Regions from separate parts of the Homo sapiens genome. Here region 2 is linked to region 1. Evidence: read pairs that join two places in POLR2A ChIA-PET (ENCODE). Cell type or tissue: Panc1. All regions are shown on one strand. Each heading gives the region's core, and the rest is flanking DNA. Links, peaks and the distances in the headings are about the cores only.

Region 1 (8,557 bases), core at 284-8,283:
TGGTGAGGTCTCTGGCCAAGGCTTCCAGGGTCTGGTGCAGGGACGAAGAGGAACACAGTGCCCCAAACACTGGGATGCTCTCCACTGCTGTGGAGGGAGAGGAAACAGAGACCTGTAGATGGATGATTATTCTGCCCTGGGACTCGCCAAACTGATAAGGAAGTCCAACCTTAGTAGACTTGATTGTAAACTCAACAAATTTGGTGTATTGTCCCCTTAGTACACCAGTACTCCAGAGGAAGAATGCTTTTCTTGGGAGCCATAGGGTGAATAAAGGAATGTTTAACTGTGGACTTTTTCAGCACTTTTAATCCAGGAATGGAGATAGTAAAACCTCTCCCATACTTGAAATCTCAGTTTTCTTCACCTCCTACATACCTGCTCCCTTGGGGGAACCATCCAGAACCATACCCGGTGGACTGCAGCTTGAGAAGAGGTGGGGGTAAGGAGGAGCCACCCTGCAGGGAGTCAGCAGCAGATGGGAAGAACTGTGGGGGCAGAGAACAGCCATTAAGTGCGTAAGAAGTCAAGGGAGGGTTGCGGTTGGCAAGAAGGGCAGGAGCAACCGTTACACTGACCTCATGACTCCAGGCTGCTGCTGTTGTAAATACTGAGCCAAGATTTCTTCCCCAGTGGTACATGCATGAAGGGCAGAGGGTGGAGGTGTCCCTGGGGTGAGCTGGCTGCCATAACAAAGCCAAAACCACCATTAGTCTGTGGCAGCATGAATAACAAACTAAGAATTCTTTTTCTTTTTGAGACAGAGTTTTGCTCTTGTTGCCCAGACTGGAGTGCAATGGTGTGATCTCGGCTCACTGCAACCTCCACCTCCCAGGTTCAAACAATTCTTCTGCCTCATCCTCCCAAGTAGCTGGGATTGCAGGCATGTGCCACCATGCCTGGCTAATTTTATGTTTTTAGTAGAGATGGGGTTCACCATGTTGGTCAGGCTGGTCTCGAATTCCTGGCCTCAGGTGATCTGCCCACCTCAGCCTCCCAAAGTGCTGGGATTACAGGCGTCAGCCACCATGCCTAGCCCAAGAAACTTAAGAATTTTTATGTTATCAGGCCATCAGCTGGATCAAGATATTCAAAGCCCTTCTTTTTATCCTTTTTAAGGGGTGGGGAGGGAACAACATCATTAGAATGCCCGAGAAATTAGGGGGAAAAGGACATGAAACAAAAATCTGACAAGGACTCCTAAGGACCAACAGCTCTCACCTTGTGTGGCATGCTCTGTCTATACCCTCAGCACCACTGACTGGGCAAAGCAACGTGTTCCAGAAGGCTCCCCACATGCAGACAGTGGGGTCCATGGGGTGGCTCCTCCAAACTGCATCAGGGAATCAGGAAGGGACTGGCCTGGAGCCAAGGGGAAAGGGATGATTGCTCCTGCTGTCACCACTTAAAGAGAAGGAAGAGAACACGTTATAGGACATTTTCTCAGCACTGACCCAACCCCTCACAAAGCTTCATACCTTTTTCCCACAGAAGCTCAGCATGTCAGCCAGATGAACCATGGAAACTGGAGAGGAACACAGGCGATAAGGAACAGTGACTGTGTCCAGGGCTGTAGCCAGGATGGCACTGCAGTGGAAGGGCAGAATGGCCTGTAAGAAGACACCAAGAGGGGCACTTGGCCTCGGGCCTGGAAAAGAATGTGTGGAGGCAGAATGTTAACACCAGAGAGACCCAGGGGATGAATCAGGGGTATGTTTGACCCCAGGCTGGACAAGCATAGGACAGTGTGATCTGAGAGGCCACATCACAGCTGAGTTCAAGCTCGGGCCTCAGGAACAGAGCCAGTACAGACAGCGACTGACTGGGAGCATGAGGAGGCCCTGTAGCCTGCCGCAGTCAGAACAAGAGCACCGAGACTTACATCATAATGCAGGTAAGGGAAGTTGACAGGTGGCTCAGGTCGCAGGCCCAGGCTCCCACCCAAGGACAAGGGGCAGACGAGAGCTGTGAGCAGTCAGGTGCACGAGACCAAAAGCTGTGTTTAATAGACGATAGATGTTTCTCTGGGCCTCCTCGTAAAGAAAAAAACCAGTTTGCATTAAGCCACTCTCCCAATGGGATTCGAATGTTTACTCCTCCAAGTTCCACTCACCCCACGATGGTAGGGACCAGGTAGCAGGCCCCAAGTTATTATTCCCCGCCCTGAATATTCATCTTGTAGCAGCTCTGCCGCCTTCGCGCCTACCCCAGAGAAGCCATCGTGCAGGTCACACAGGATCTGGAAGCCCTGGGCGGGGGTGAGTGACGAAAGATAGTTAGCAGGATGAGAAGAGCTTCCACCCTGGAGTGCACATTGCCACGCCACTACCTGCAAGTAGTCACATTCCTCCACGTAGAAATGCAGCCTGTCCTCCAGCTCTTCCTGGTACTTGGGTTCCTTTAGGACACTTTCCCCTTGGCCAAAAGCCTCCAGCCGACCTGCTTCCCTGCCACAAGTAAACACGATCCAAGACTTACATCTCTTCCCTCAACTCCTCAGCCTCTTGTCCTGGGGAAGGGCAGGGAAGATGGCCTCAAGAGCCTCATCCTGCATTGGTGGGGACCCATGTTTCTTGCCTCAAAGCCTCTGGGGTCCCCATACCCATCGTGGTTGTACTTCTGAATCATACAGATGCTCCGGGGATGGAGATGGACTCTGAGGAAGTCTGACCAGACCCTGATGCTGGCCTCTGTAGGGATAAGTGGTTTTGGAGTTGTAGCGGTGGGGAGTGGTGAGGAACCTGAAGACAAGCAGAGGAAATGTACCTTTCTCCATGTTTCTGCTCTACCCAAGCCCCCATCCATCAGTATCTGGAGAAGTCTCACCTTTGCCATTGGGAATGGATTTGACCCTCCAGACACCATCACTACTCAGCACTCCCTGGGAGGGGTCAGAAAAATCGACATTTAGTTCCAGGCAGTTTAGAGGCAAAGGTTGCTTCATCCTCCTTGAGTTGGCTGGCCACACCGCATAGCCTCCTTTCTGTTCACCGAGTCGCAGTCCTTAGGAAAAGGAGTGCTTTTTCCCAAAATATCATTCTAAGACATTTAAAATGATTAAAATCCCCGTTTACCTGCCCCTATGGAGACCCTCAGGTTGTGGCACCGGGTTAAAAAGTTCAGGACAGAGGCCCTCACCTCTGCACTCAGAAAGTCTTGGAGATAAGGGTTCTTGGGATAGAGTTCCTCTTTGTGTGTGGTGAGCTTCCCCTGCCTGAAAGAGTTTGGAGATTGATCAAAGAAACTGCACTCTGATCAGAGTTATCCAGCGTTCTGCGTACATACACGATCCCCACCCTTATCCATACATCAGTTACACACCATGCTATTGCAGCATCCAACTGTTTGTCCCTGTAGAGTCCACCTTCCTCTTTTAGGGAGCTCAAACTACCTGTACAGAAATAACAGAGACAATGTTAGGTCAAAGCCTGGGCACCCTTCCCCTCTAGCTAACCTTCCTCTGATCACCTGACAACCTGCTGTCACCATCTCTCCAGCACTTGGCTCTTCCAAGCTTTCTGGGATATACACTAGTTGGGGGAAAAACCTTGGCTTAGGAGAATCTAGATTCCATCTTTCGGTTCCCAGCTTAGTCATTAGCTGTGGGACGCGGGGGGAACCACATCCAGGGGTCTGACAGGAGTGCTGCAGTTCAAGTCCTCACTGTCTCCAGGGCCTAGCAGCCTATTCCCGAAATGGCTCTTGAGCAACTGTCGTGGGCCCCTCGAGTGTTGGCATGTTGTGCTCAGCTCCTCATCTCCGGTCCTGGAGCTCGGTAAAGTGGGAGGGTCTTGAAGATAACGGCAGCGCAAGGACTAGGCACGCGGAAGGGAAATAAGGGGCATCGGCTAACTCTGCCACCACCTCACCCTTCAGATCCATGAGGATGAGTCGCGGCGTGTAGGTCTCCTGGCCGTGCAGCGTCCGGCCCGTACGATACAGGACGTCGGGGCACAGCTCTCCCGGGGGCTCCTTGGAATCGGTCGCTCGGCCCAGCGCAGCATCCTGGGGAAGCAGAGAGGACGAGGCAGGCCGGCTGAACGTCGGGACTGTAGATCCCGAAGGGCTCCTCGGGGGCAGCTGCCGGCTGACCTCACCTGCTGGTTCCACCAGTGCGCGCCCACGAAACCGGCAAAATGTCCCAACTGCAGTGTGAGCACCTCCCGGGCCCCGCCCGCCATACTGCGCTGCTCCACGGGGCCGCCGCGCCTCAGCCGCGCCGCTCGCTGCTCCTAGCCGATTGGCTTGGCAGGCGCGTGGGCGGGTGTTATACTGGCGACTTATTGGTCCGCAAACACATCCTTTCCCATTGGAGAAATGATGCGCCGATCCTTTCCTACCTCTTCCTAGACGTGGCCCAGTCCGGCTTCTCTGTGGTTGCCGCGAGAGGCGGGGCTCCACGGGCCACGCCGTTGCTCCTGCTCCACGCTGGAGCGGGGTGGGCGCTGTCTCCGCCGCTGACTTGGGGCCGCCAGGGCGCGGGCCGCGGAAGGCTCTGCCTCGTACTTCCCTTGAGGTCTTATCTCTTCTTACAGATCTCTCCGCTGGCTGATAGCTCCCCGGGCAAAAATGAAACCTTGCCAGAATAGCGGAAGCTCCGCTAAAGCCTCCCATGCCCCCTCATCTCTTCAGAAGTCACACGGATCACGACTCTTCAGAAGTCCACAGATCCCCGTGGACTGACCTAGCTATCATATCTGTATCATTTACATGTATTAATCTATCTCTGTGTATGTAACACTTTATGTAAATAGAGTATTGGCGTCTGTCTTTTGCTCAATATGGTTTATGCAATTTATGTTTTTGCATATATATTTTTCATCTCTGTGGAATAGTCCATTGTATGAATACACCACCACTGATCTATTCTAAAGAATGAATATATTCTGCTGATAATAGCTTTTGGGATTGTTTCCATTGTTTCCAATTTTGGCCTATTAGGTGCTATGATTAACATCCTTGTGTATATTTAGAAAGATAAAGCAAATATTGGCCGGGCGCTAAGCCTCATGCCTGCATTCCCAGGTTTTGGGAGGCTGAGGCAGGAGGATCGCTTGAATCCAGAAATTCCAAACTGGGCAACCTAGTGAGACACCAGCCCCCAACTCCCTATAAAATAATATTTCAAAAAGTTAGCCAGGCGACTCACATCTGTCGTCCCAACTGGAGGCTGAGATGGGAGGATTGCTTGGGCCCAAGAATTCGAGGCTACAGTGACCCATGATCGCACCACTGCACTCCTGTCTGGGCGACAGAGTGAGACCCTGTCTCAAAAAAATACAGATAAAACAAAAAATAAAAAAAAAAAAGTGGCCAGGCGCGGTGGCTCAAGCCTGTAATCCCAGCAGTCTGGGAGACCGAGGTCGGCGGACCACTGAGGTCAAGAGTTGTAGACCAACTTGGCCAACATAGTGAAACCCGTCTCTACTAAAAATACAAAAATTAGCTGGGCATGGTGTTGGGCGCTTGTAATCCCAGCTACTCCGGAGGCTGAGGTAGGAGAATCACTTGAACCCCGGAGGTGGAGATTGCAGTGAGCTGAGATAGCACCACTGCACTCCAAACTGGGCGACAGATCAAGACTCCGTCTGAAAATAAAAAATAAAATCTTAGCCTCTCTTGTCTATTCTGAGCTCCTTGTAATTCCATATTTATTTAGTCTTATTTATTTATTTTGAGACAGGGTCTCACTCTCTTGCCCAGGCTGGTGTGCAGTGGTGCAATCTCGGCTGACCGCAGCCTCAACCTCTTGGGCTGAAGCGATCCTCCCACCTCAGCCTCCTGCATAGCTGCAATTACAGGCATGGACCACCACCACCTGGCTAATTTTTTTTATTTTTTGTACATATGGGGTTTCACCGTCTTGCCCAGGCTGGTCTCAAACTCCTGAGCTCCTGAGCTCAAGTGATCTGCCCACCTCGGCCTCCAAAAGTGTTGGGATTACAGGTGTGAGGCACTGTGCGCAGCTACCATTTCACTTCTAAGTATGATGTGGGCTGAAAAGTTTCTGTAGGTACTCTGACAGCTTAAGGAAATTCTGTATTCCTGTTTTGCTAAGAATTTTGGTCATGAATAGATTTGAATGTTTTTTACAGCTTTCTCCGCACTAAGATAATTACATTATTTTATCATTCCTTTGTTGCACTAATGAATACATCTGATTTTCATGTAATACTATCTTGCATTCCTAAAATTATCCCAAACTCATTTATGTTGATTATCCTTTTAAAATACTGGATCTGGGTTTGGCGTAGTAGCTCATGCCTGTAATCCCAGCACTTTGGGAGGCTGACGTGGGTGGATCACCTGAGGTCAGGAGTTCGAGACCAGCCTGGCCAACATGACAAAACCCCCTCTCTACTAAGAATACAAAAATTAGCCGGAGTCTCGTCCTGTCGCCCAGGCTGGAGTGCAACGGCACGATCTCAGCTCACTGCAACCTCCACTTCCCGGGTTCAAGCGATTCTCCTGCCTCAGACTCCTGAGTAGCTGGGATTACAGGTATGCGCCACCACACCCGGCTAATTTTTGTATTCTTAGTAAGGGTTTCACTATGTTGGCCAGGCTGGTCTCAAATTCCTGACCTCGTGATCTGCCAGCCTCAGCCTCCCAAAGTGCTGGGATTACAGGTGTGAGCCACCGCACCTGGCCAATTTTAATATTTTAAAATATTTAATTTTTAATTTAATTTTTTATTTTTTTTTGAGATAGGATCTCACTTTGTTACTCAAGCTGGAGTGCAGTGGTACAAACAGCTCACTGCAACTTCAACCTCTTGGGCTCAAGCCATCCTCCCACCTCAGCTCCCGCAAGTAGCTGGGACTACAGGCATGTGCCATCACGAATCCAGCTAATTTTTTTTTTTTTTTTTTTTTTTTTGAGACTGAGTCTCATTCTGTCACCCAGGCTGGAGTGCAGTGGCGTGATCTCAGCTCACTGTAACCTCTGCCTCCTGGGTTCAAGCAATTTCCCTGCCTCAGCCTCCCGAGTAGCTGGGATTACAGGCGCCTGCCACCACGCCCAACTAATTTTTGTATTTTTTTAGCAGAGACAGGAGTTTGCCATGTTGGTCAGGCTGGTCTTGAACTCCTGACCTCAGGTGATCTGCCCGCTTTGGCCTCCCAAAGTGCTGAGATTACAGACGTGAGCCACTGCGCCTGGTCAATTTTTGCATTTTTGGTAGAGATGAGGTTTCACCATGGTGCCCAGGCTGGTCTTGAAGTCCTGGGCTCAAGCAATCCTCCCGCCTCGGCATCCCAAAGTGCTGGAATTACAGGCCTGAGTCACTGTGCCCTGCCAGCCAGTATTTTCAACGTACAAAATTTTTAAGTTTTGTGTTTAGTAATTTCACAATCATTTAATTTGAATTACTTTCTCATTTCCATTCTGATCTTTCTCCCTGACCAATGGGCACATCAGAAAAGTATGTTTTAATTTCCAGACACATGAGGAGTTTCTATTTCTCTTTTTGTTACTGGTTTCTAGTTTAAATTGCATTAGAATCAGAGTACACGGCTGTATGATTTAAATTCTTTGAAATATATTGAGCTGGTTTATGGTCCATTGTCAGTCAATTTTGAACAGGTTCTTTATGTGCTTCAAAAGAAAGTACATTCAGAAGTTTTGGGATTTGATAGGTGGAAGGTGAGGCCAGAAAGGCAGGTCCACTCCGTATAACTTCTATTGAAAAAGATCTGTGAGGCCGGGCTCGGTGGCTCACACCTGTAATCCCAGCACTTTGGAAGGCCGAAGTGAGCGGATCACCTGAGGTCAGGAGTTTGAGAACAGCCTGGCCAGTATGGTGACACCCCGTCTCTGCTATAAATACAAAACAGCCGGACGTGGTGGTGTGCACCTGTAAGCCCAGCTACTAGGGAGGCTGAGTCAGGAGGATAGCTTGAACCAAGGTTGCAGAGGTTACAGTGAGCCGAGATCATGCCACTGTACTCCCGCCTGGGCAACAGAGCAAGACCCTTTAAAAAAAATATATATGTGAATAAGTGGACCCATGCAGTCCAAAAACGTTATTGTTTAAGGGTCAACAATAATGACCTGATGTATTTTCTACTTTTTAGAACAACAGATGCTTATTAAATTAATAATATGTTTATTAAAGCATTATTTCATAATCTGCCTTTCTAGAAGTTTGATGATGTCCAAGTTCAGCTTTAGGCAACTTAATTTGCTCTCTTTTCTCTCTGCCTTCCTGGGTTAAAGAAAAGGATAACTGTAGTTAGGCTATTAAAAATAAAGTATGTGAATGTAAAAGAGCTTCTACCAAAAAAAAGTTGTTTGGGGATTCAATTTTTAAAAATACTTCCATTAGGACAAGTGTTAATCATGCTACTCAATCTTTTATATCCTTACTTTTTTTTTTTGAGACAGAGTCTCACACTGTCACCGGGCTGGACTGCAGTGGCGCGATCTCGGCTCACTGCAGCCTCCGCCTCCCAGGTTCAAGCAATTCTCCTGCCTCAGCCTCCCAAGTAGCTGGGATTACAGGTGCCCGCCACTATGCCCGGTTGATGTTTTTGTATTTAGTAGAGACGGGGTTTCA
Region 2 (8,557 bases), core at 558-8,557, 680 kb after region 1:
GAGGCAGCAGTATTGGCTTAGCAGTGAACAGCCTGGGCTTGGATTCGAATTCCAGTTCTGCCACTCGCTAACTATGCTAGTCACTCAACTTCTCTGAGACTGCTTCCTCATCTGTAAAATGGGGATAATAATGCCCCACCTCAGGGAGCTGGTAGTTAAGAGGATTAAGATCCATAATACCTGGGAAGCACTTAACACAGTGTTTAGGATCCCAGAGGCACTGGATTAATGGAGGGTTTCTTATAATTAAGAGGTTATCTACTGAGGTCTGCCCACCTAGACCAGCCCAGACTCTTTTCCATTTGTTCTCCCTCATTTCCAAGCTTTCCTAACAGCTAACATAGGGAGAGATGTGACCTAGGGCTTAGAAAGTATGCAAGGGGTAGGAAAAGATTAGATGGAATGAGAAGAGGAGGTTACAGTCAAAAAAGGAAGTCTCTATTCTTGACAGTGTGGAAGAAGGGACCTTGACCTTCTCCTCAGACCCCAGAGACTCTCCTTAAGCCTTAAAAGTCTTCCTAAATCCAGACTTTCACCAAAGTTTAGCTCTCTAGAAAGTGACTGCAATGGCCGGGTGGCTCACACCTGTAATCCCAGCACTTTGGGAGGCTGAGGCGGGAGGATCACGAGGTCAGGAGATCGAGACCATCCTGGCTAACATGGTGAAACCTCGTCTCTACTAAAAATACAAAAAATTAGCCAGGCATGGTGGCGGGTGCCTGTAGTCCCAGCTACTCGGGAGGCTGAGGCAGGAGAATGGCGTGAACCCGGGAGGCGAAGCTTGCAGTGAGCCGAGATCGTGCCACTGCACTCCAGCCTGAGCAACAGAGCGAGACTCTGTCTCAAAAATAAATAAATAAATAAATAAAAGAAAGTGGCTGCAATGCCCATGCAGTGGCTCACACTTGTAATCAATCCTAGCACTTTGGGAGGCTGAGGCAGGAGGATGACTTGAGTCCAAAAGTTTGAGGCTGCCATGAGCAATGATCACACCATTGCCCTTCAGCCTGAGCAACAGAGTGAAACCCTGTCTCTTAAAAAAGAAAGGAAGGAAGGAAGTGGCTGCAAGGAGGCAGAGAGATTGGAGCAGAGGTCTCTGAGTAGCATCATAACCACCACCCCCAACAAGTCTTCCCTGCCAGAGTTCTGGCCCCCACCCTCTGCCTAGTGGTTGAAGGCTTCCTTGACAAAAATGATTGTGTCTGGGCAAAAACCAGAAGAGTGGCACCCCAGAGTGGGTGGGGAGAATCCAGGATGGAGAGAGCCTCAGAGGGCCAGGGTGGAGTATCTGGCGGCCTCCCAGTAGGTCCCAGCATTCCCCAGCCCTCTGTGTCCCCTGGAAAGGATCCGCTCCCTGTGGGAGAGCCAGCAAACAGGTCTGAGCTGGCCTGCTCCTCCACAGACAGAAGAAGAACAGGTTGGGGGAGGGGGCCTGAGATCTTGGTGGGGAGTGGTAGCGGTAACCCCCATGTCTCCTCTGAGGAGTTAGGGACAGAGGGGACTAGAGCCTGGGCACACCCTACAAAGCCAGGGGCCCAACCCTTCACCTTCTTTGGTCAGCCTGCTGCCACTTTGGGAGCCAGGGGTCTGGGCCCCCAGGTGTGAAGATGGTGCCTGCCCACCCTTTCCCAAGGAGCCAACATCAGTCTCCACTTCCCCTCCCCTGGGCTGGGCAGGTTCAGGCCAATCTGCTGAAGAGCTTCACAGCAAACATTGATCTGTAATAAAACCACAATGTGTTTCAGGAGAAGGGATTCCAGACACAACACACATACACTAACTCACACACATACATACGGATGCAAAACATGCCGCTCTGGGAGGGCAGACACCAGCAGTCCTGAAAACACATCCAAACATAGACCCACACTGTGTCAAACCCACAGACATTATTAGTTCTACACATCCCCTCTCTGCCATATACTTTGTCCTTCAAAATCAAAGCCTTCTCTGATGACCCGTTTTCCCTGTGTTCCCATAACACTTCGTATATAGCTCTATATTAGCATTTTCACTTTGCATTATAATTACTCATTGGCCAGTCTGTCTCCTTGGGTAATCTGAAGATCCCTTAAGGGAAGCGATCTTGTCTTATGCAAGTGTGTGTCCCCAGCATCTAGTATGCAGCCTAGTATTTACTTAGTAGGAGTAGTGAGGTGCTTAATAATTGTTGAATCAAGGAACAAAAGAATAAATGCCTTCTGACAGTGGGACTCCCATTTCTAGAATCCTTCAGAAGCCCACAGTAGAAAACCGTGCATGCTACTCAGGCTTCTGACCCTGCCTTCTTTTCTCTTGGTCCCCTCACCACCACTCAGCTCTCCAGAAGCCCTCCTTTCCTTCCCTTCCCTCAGTGTGAGACCACGAATTTGAGTTCAACCTGAGGGTTGGCAGGCAAGGTAAGGGTTAATGACACCTCATTAGTGTTTAATTGGAGGAAGGAAGCTGCCTTGGCACCAGACAGGTGGGCAGGCCTGCCCCTTGCTGGAACCAGGCATCCCTAGTTCCAGCACCCCGCCAGGCATGTGGGTGATTTGGCCCTGGAGACCCTCCACCCAGCCGGGGCCAAGCAGTATAGACTAGTACTCCCCATCTGTCACCAAACATCCAGCGGGAGAACAAACTCCTTATCCTTTCTTCTGTTGCTGGCTTTGCCCCATCCGTCCCCAACAGACACTGGAGAATGGGAGAGGTGGGGTATGAAGGTGGAGAACTGAGGGACAGATTACAGAGCCACTCAGGGATAGATTCCAGAAACAGACAGGCGACAGGGCTGGGGATGTGGAGATGTCTGCCCAATTTGACCTTAAATGAAGAGAATGCAAATGAGATGCAGACGATATGCAGATGAACACAGGATCTCAGTACTGACATTCCTGGTGGCAGCAGCTCTGCACCCCAATGCTGTTGCCAATAACCAACCTACTCCTAATCTTTCTGCGTTAAGTGGTGCTGACCATTACTTTGAGAACGAAAAAGGATCTCAAGAGAGATAAGAGCTTGCTTGGGCTAGGGCTGCAGGACCTGGGAAGCTGAGCTCCACCCCAGCTTCCTCACCCCATCCCAAGCACCCACCCAAGCTGCCACAGCAGCTCAGGCAAACATTACTCTCCAGGTTGCACTCGGACGCACCGTCGGTTGCTATGGGGACCCCTTCCTCACTTCCAGACCTGAACCAATGGGCATCACCGCTGATGACCTCATGCCCCAGGCCCCGGGATTCTATTGGCTATTTGGAAGCCAGAGCGCACCCTTTTCAATGGCGTCACCGCTGGGGATCCCCCGACGACCCCAGCTAGCGTCTGGCCTACTGAAAGAAAGGCGCGCTGGAAGCTCACAATGTGCTGAGTGAATGAAAAAGGAAAGAAGGAACTAATAAAAGGGAAGAAGAAAAAGGGGGGAGGTGACAGAAAAAGAACAAAACTTCAGGGTTGAATCTGGAGAAGAAAAGGGAGATTTGAAACCCCAGAAAGTGTGGAGCAGGATTGCCCGTCGCAGAGACTCTCAGGCTCTCAAACAGGGAGACAGGGCGAGGTAAAGATGAGTGGAGTTTTCGCATCTATTCGGGAGAGACTAGGGCAGGCCCAGCAAATTGAGGGCCCCACCCTAAGCCGCCTAGCGCTACTGAGTTTAGGGGAGATCGGTGACGCCCCAAAACTTGCAGGCCTGCCCAGCCTCCTGGAACTGCGCCCTGGAACACGCCTCGACTTCTCGTGGGTAAGGCCCGGTGCCTGGAAGACCTCCCAGCGCCTGCAGCCCGTCTCGGCCCCATGAGTGGACTCAGCCCTGGCTTTCCATGGGGACGCGCCCCGGGACTGAATCAGCCGCCCGCGCATGCTATGAGGAAAGTTGTATAGGGAAGGCCGGCTGGGCCTGAGCGCCTGTGGCTGGGCGGGCCTAAGTTTAAGACTCCCCCCGCCCCCCACCAACCTCCCCAGCCCGGCTCCCGTGGTCGCTGAGGCATCCGCCCTTGCACCTGCAAGGGGCTGGGCGGCCGGCAGGGGCGTGTGTCCGTGTCAAGTGGGAGCGCCCGACAGTTAGGGCGTGCGTCTGAGTGCGGAGAAAGCTGACTGGGCCCCGCGTCTCTTTCGCACATGCGTTATCAGCGGCGCGTCCGCGCGCCAGCCCCAGCCGCGGGAGCGAGCGCGCCCGCCTGGTTCTGCGAAAAGGAGGCTGGCCTGGGGCCGCTGGGAGCCGGGTGAGACCCCCACAGTTCTCAATCCAGGGAAAGGGCTGCTAACTAGTCGCTCCCAGTCTACTCCGCCTATGGCTTCACTTGGGAGGGGCGGAGGTAGCAGTAAAGCCAGTTTCCATGGCAACGTGTAGACACCCTCCTGGATGACGGTAAAGATGGAACTTGAACACTTGAACCCAGGACCTGAAGACCTAGCCCATAGCTTCTCCTTCAGCCGACTACACCCTCCCCTTCGCGTCCCAGACCCTCGCCCCCGCTAAAGATCAAGGTTTGGGGTGAAGGCCCTGATACACGCACCTACCTACAAGAGGCATTTTCTGAAAGGTGGCCTCGAATTGGGGGAAGGGACAGACTGGAGTCCGCTCTGCCCGCGGTGCTGCCCTCCACCCAAGGCCTCAGCTAGAGCAATCGAATTAACATGAACGATGGCAGCCGAAATGGGTGCATGGTGGTGGGGGATAGGGCCCCCGCCCCCTCCGAGAGAGACCGGGATCTGACCTAGGTGTGCAAAGGGGTGGGGGAGGGGTTAGAAAACCCTAGCACCTCTGTGTCGGTCTCTGGACCTCTAGCGCCCTCCCCCCACCCCGCCGTCTCCCCCACACCCCGTAACCATGTTCACACGCTGCCTCTCGCTGCCGCAGCCGGGCCGAGCTAATCAGCACAACATCCACCTATCGATGGCTGGCTCGGTGCCAGGCGGGCCGGCACCGTGCCAGTGGAGGCTGCGGGGCACCAGGGCGGGTAAAGTACAGCTGCAGGGGAAGGGGCGCCCCTTACCCAGGCACCACCTAGGATACCATTCAGAAAGAGGGCCCCACTTGGCCTTGTGGGGATCATAGCCTCGCCTACCAGAGGTGGAAGAGACAGTGTGGGCTGAGAGCAGAGGGAGCCCTCCCTCCTCAGCCCCACCTCCTCCTCCTCCTTATAAAAGCTAAGAACAAAGAGGCCGCTGGGGACGGAGGCTTTGATCTGACCCCACCTTCCCAGTTCTAGGCCAGGCACCGCCCAGAGTGCCCTTGGGGAGGGGGAGGGATGACCAGCTCTCAGGGACCCAGGCATTCTGAAACCCAGATGCTATTAATACTACCCTTTGCTTTTGCTGGGCGCCCTGGTTGGTGCTACCAGGACTTGGGCAGGGCCCCAAGCGGATGGGCTGTCAGGAGCATCTGCCCCTCCTCAGCACAGGAAGCCGGCTGGGGAGGTGAGAGAGGGTGCCAAGCTCCACAGCTGCTGCTGGCACCCACCCCACATTGCCCAGAGGGGTGCCCACTGAGGCCTGGCATGGATGGCCTGAGCACAGCTGGCATGGAGGTCAGGCCAAGCTAAGCTGAGAGCCCAGGCCACAGGGAGTCCTGCTATCAGGGAAGTGGCCTGAGGGCAGTAGATTGGGGAGGGCAACAAAAAGATGAGTGGTTTATTGAAGGTTTGGTCTAGATACTTATAAAAATACAAACTGGCATGAAATTCAACCTCATGAAGAGTCCGTCTTCATAGAAGACAAGTGAGTGATCCCCTGGGGAGGGCAAGGTGCTGCCCCAGGGAAAAGGCCCACAGGGCACAGATGGCAGGGCTTCTTCTTTGCCCTGGTCCAGCAATCGACCTGTCCCCAGGTCTTCAGCCTGGGCCCCCAGCTGGCTTGAGGATTTGATCATACCAAATCCCAGTCCTCCTGGGGGATGGGCTGAGACCCTCAGAGCAGCCTGCAAAGCGCCTGTGTTTGTCTTGCCTCTGCTTCAGAGTGTCCAGGGCTGTCTACTGCTCTTCTTTAGCCTGTGATGAGGGGACAGGCTCCTGCAAGAGTCACCTCAGACCCTCTGATCTCCCCCATCAATGCTCCATCTTGTCGGTCTGAATTGGCACCCCCAGTGCAGGCAGCAGGGATCCCTCCTCCTCCAGGGGATCTTGGGAGGACTCTGGCTCCTTGGGATGAGAGGGAAGGTCTGCTTGGCTCACAGAATTCGCAGAAGACGAAGAATCAGAAGCAGCAGTAATAGCAAGAGACAGAGGGGGCTGGGAGTGTCCCCCCCTCGCCACCCTGATGTGCCACTCTCTCCAGGGCTCCCAACAGGATGGGCTGACTCAGACTCTGTGAGGGGGAGGGGGTAGCACTGATCAGTCCTCCCACTTTACCATCCTCCTTCCTCCCCTTCCCATTAGCAGTTCCCTCCTTTCCCATCCTCCAGGGTCTCCCAAACCAGCCACTCCCTTCCCATGATCTATGACCTCATCCTTTCTAAGCCCCAACTTCCAAGCCTCCCCAAAATTGCCAATAGAGACAACCAACTCAGCTAAGACCTTGAAGGGCCTTGCCCCTGGACACCCTGTTCTCTTGGCCCAGCTTTAAAAAGTGTACAGTATGTCGGGTGTGATGGCTCACGCCTGTAATCCTAGCACTTTGTAAGGCTGAGGCGAGTGGATCACTTGAGGCCAGGAGTTTGAGACCAGCCTGGCCAACACGGTGAAACCCTGTCTCTACTAAAAAAAAAAAAAAAAAAAAAAAAAAAAAAAAAATCAGCTGGGTGGCACACACCTGTAGTCCTAGCTACTCGGAATACTGAGGCAGGAGAATTGCTTGCACCCAGGAGGGTGAGGTTGAAGTAAGCTGAGATCGCACCACTGTACTCCAGCCCTGGGCGACAGAGCGAGAGCGAGACTCTGTCTCAAAAAAAAAAAAAAAGTGTGCAGTGAGGCCACACAAGACATGGTGGCTCACGCCTGTAATTCCAGTGCTTTGGGAGGCAGGAGGATCTCTTGAGGTCAGGAGTTCAAGACCAGCCTGGGCAACACAGGCCAGGAGTTCAAGGCCAGCCTGAGATCCCATCTCTACAAAAAATAAAAAGTAATTTAGCCAGTTGTGAGTTGTGGTGGCACATGCCTGTAATCCCAGCTACTCGGGAAGCTAAGGCAGGAGAATCGCTTGAACCCAGGAGTTTGAGGCTGCAGAGAGGTATGATCGTGCCACTGCATTCCAGCCTGGGCAACACAGCAAGACCCTGTCTCTTAAAAAAGAAGTGGGGGAGCTGGGGGTGGTGGCTCATGCCTGTAATCTCAGCACTTTGGGAGGCTGAGGTGGGCAGATCACAAGGTCAGGAGATCGAGACCATCCTGGCTAACACGGTGAAACCCCATCTCTACTAAAAATACAAAAAATTAGCCGGGTGTGGTGGCGGGTGCCTGTAGTCCCAGCTACTCCGGAGGCTGAGGCAGGAGAATGGCGTGAACCAGAGAGGCGGAGCTTGCAGTGAGCTGAGATCGAGCCACTGCACTCCAGCCTGGGCAACAGAGCGAGACTCCGTCTAAAACCAAAACAAAACAAAACAGAAGTGGGGAGAGGATGGTGCAGTAGAAGCTCCCTCAAGGCTAAATGGGGAGAAGAGACCACAGCTTGAAGCTTCACCAGGACCCCTGGAGTCTGATCCTCCTAGATTCTTCTCACTCCTTCCCTCCTTCCCAAGGCCCCACATTAGCCAGTAGGGTCCATGCTCCCAACCCACTTACTCCTCTCCTTGCAGCAGACAGACACCTGGAGCCTCAAGCACTGGCCAGAACTCTCTGGAGTGGGCACCGCTGGGTAGTGGGAAAGTGGGAAAAAGTTAGCACAGGGAGTCACCCCTTTGTATGCCTCAGACTGTTTCAGACCCTCCCAGGTTTTCTTCTCTCCAGGTCCCTGGAAAGCGTTTCCTTACTTTGGGGCCACACCCATGTATCAGGCCCCATCCAGTCCTCTCATCTCCCTGGCCCCCTTTCCTAGCTCCTCCTACTTTCTCCTTTCTAGACATTTCCCTCCTCAGTCCTGAGTTCAGCCCATACCTCAACCCGATGTACATTAGAGACCCAGCCCCCTCCTCCTTCCAGGCCTCTCCTTCCCCCTCCCTACCCTTCTGGTACACAAGAGGTGTCCAGTGTGCCCTTGGCCACTCACAGATGTAGTAGTAAGTCTCTCCAGGTAAGAACTCAAAGCCGAGGGAGAAGGGTGTGAAGCGCTGAATCTTCTCTGAGAATTGAACATGGCCAAAGGGCAGGGAGCACACCCAGCGCTTGTAGGCCCGGGGGCCCTCTGCCTGGCAGGACTCATAGCCTGGCCAGTCCACCATGTACAAAGCAAACGTCTCGGGGCCCTCAGGGGGCCCTGGGCCTTCGTAGTGGGGGCAGACAATGTCTAGGTAATCGTTGAGGCCCAGCTCCACCACGGCGTCTCCTCGAAGCAACCTGCAGGCATAACGCAGGGGTGGGCTGAGGAGTGGAGGGCACCACGCCATGGCCATGGATGCCAGAGACACCCCTTCTCAGAGGCCCCTGCCAGCCTCTCCTCCACCCATGTGCGATGGAGCAGCTCAGGAAGGCCCGAGGTTCCCAGACTGA

Evidence for each region. Peaks named below come from ENCODE experiments on the same cell type or tissue, not always from the same donor. Only the 100,000 strongest peaks of a DNase experiment are listed, where the experiment ranks them.
Region 2: POLR2A ChIA-PET joins it to region 1 with 7 read pairs; 1 of 35 experiments calls an interaction of 5 or more read pairs at or near these places.

The regions. Positions count from the first base shown.
Region 1 is chr1:155,741,453-155,750,009 of GRCh38, reverse strand. GON4L (gon-4 like) reads left to right here. Exons shown (of 32, transcript NM_001282860.2): 32 at 1-351. It also overlaps the pseudogene MSTO2P. Among named protein-coding and RNA genes, the nearest start is that of DAP3, 57 kb to the right of the region's middle. RefSeq lists an enhancer at 4,501-4,700. In Panc1, for the core only: no CTCF peak of the experiment used is centred there; a DNase peak (open chromatin) is centred at 4,322; H3K4me3 peaks cover 1,273 bases; H3K27ac peaks cover 714 bases.
Region 2 is chr1:155,066,577-155,075,133 of GRCh38, reverse strand. The region is part of intron 1 of EFNA4-EFNA3 (EFNA4-EFNA3 readthrough); the gene reads right to left. EFNA4 (ephrin A4) reads right to left here. Exons shown (of 4, transcript NM_005227.3): 2 at 8,118-8,404; 3 at 7,694-7,762; 4 at 5,581-6,281. The coding sequence ends at 6,145. It overlaps ADAM15-EFNA4 (ADAM15-EFNA4 readthrough), which reads right to left. Exons shown (of 26, transcript NR_176418.1): 24 at 8,118-8,404; 25 at 7,694-7,762; 26 at 5,581-6,281. Among named protein-coding and RNA genes, the nearest start is that of DCST1-AS1, 6.9 kb to the right of the region's middle. RefSeq lists enhancers at 3,054-3,566, 3,642-3,721, 4,081-4,593, 5,107-5,619. In Panc1, for the core only: no CTCF peak of the experiment used is centred there; no DNase peak of the experiment used is centred there; H3K4me3 peaks cover 861 bases.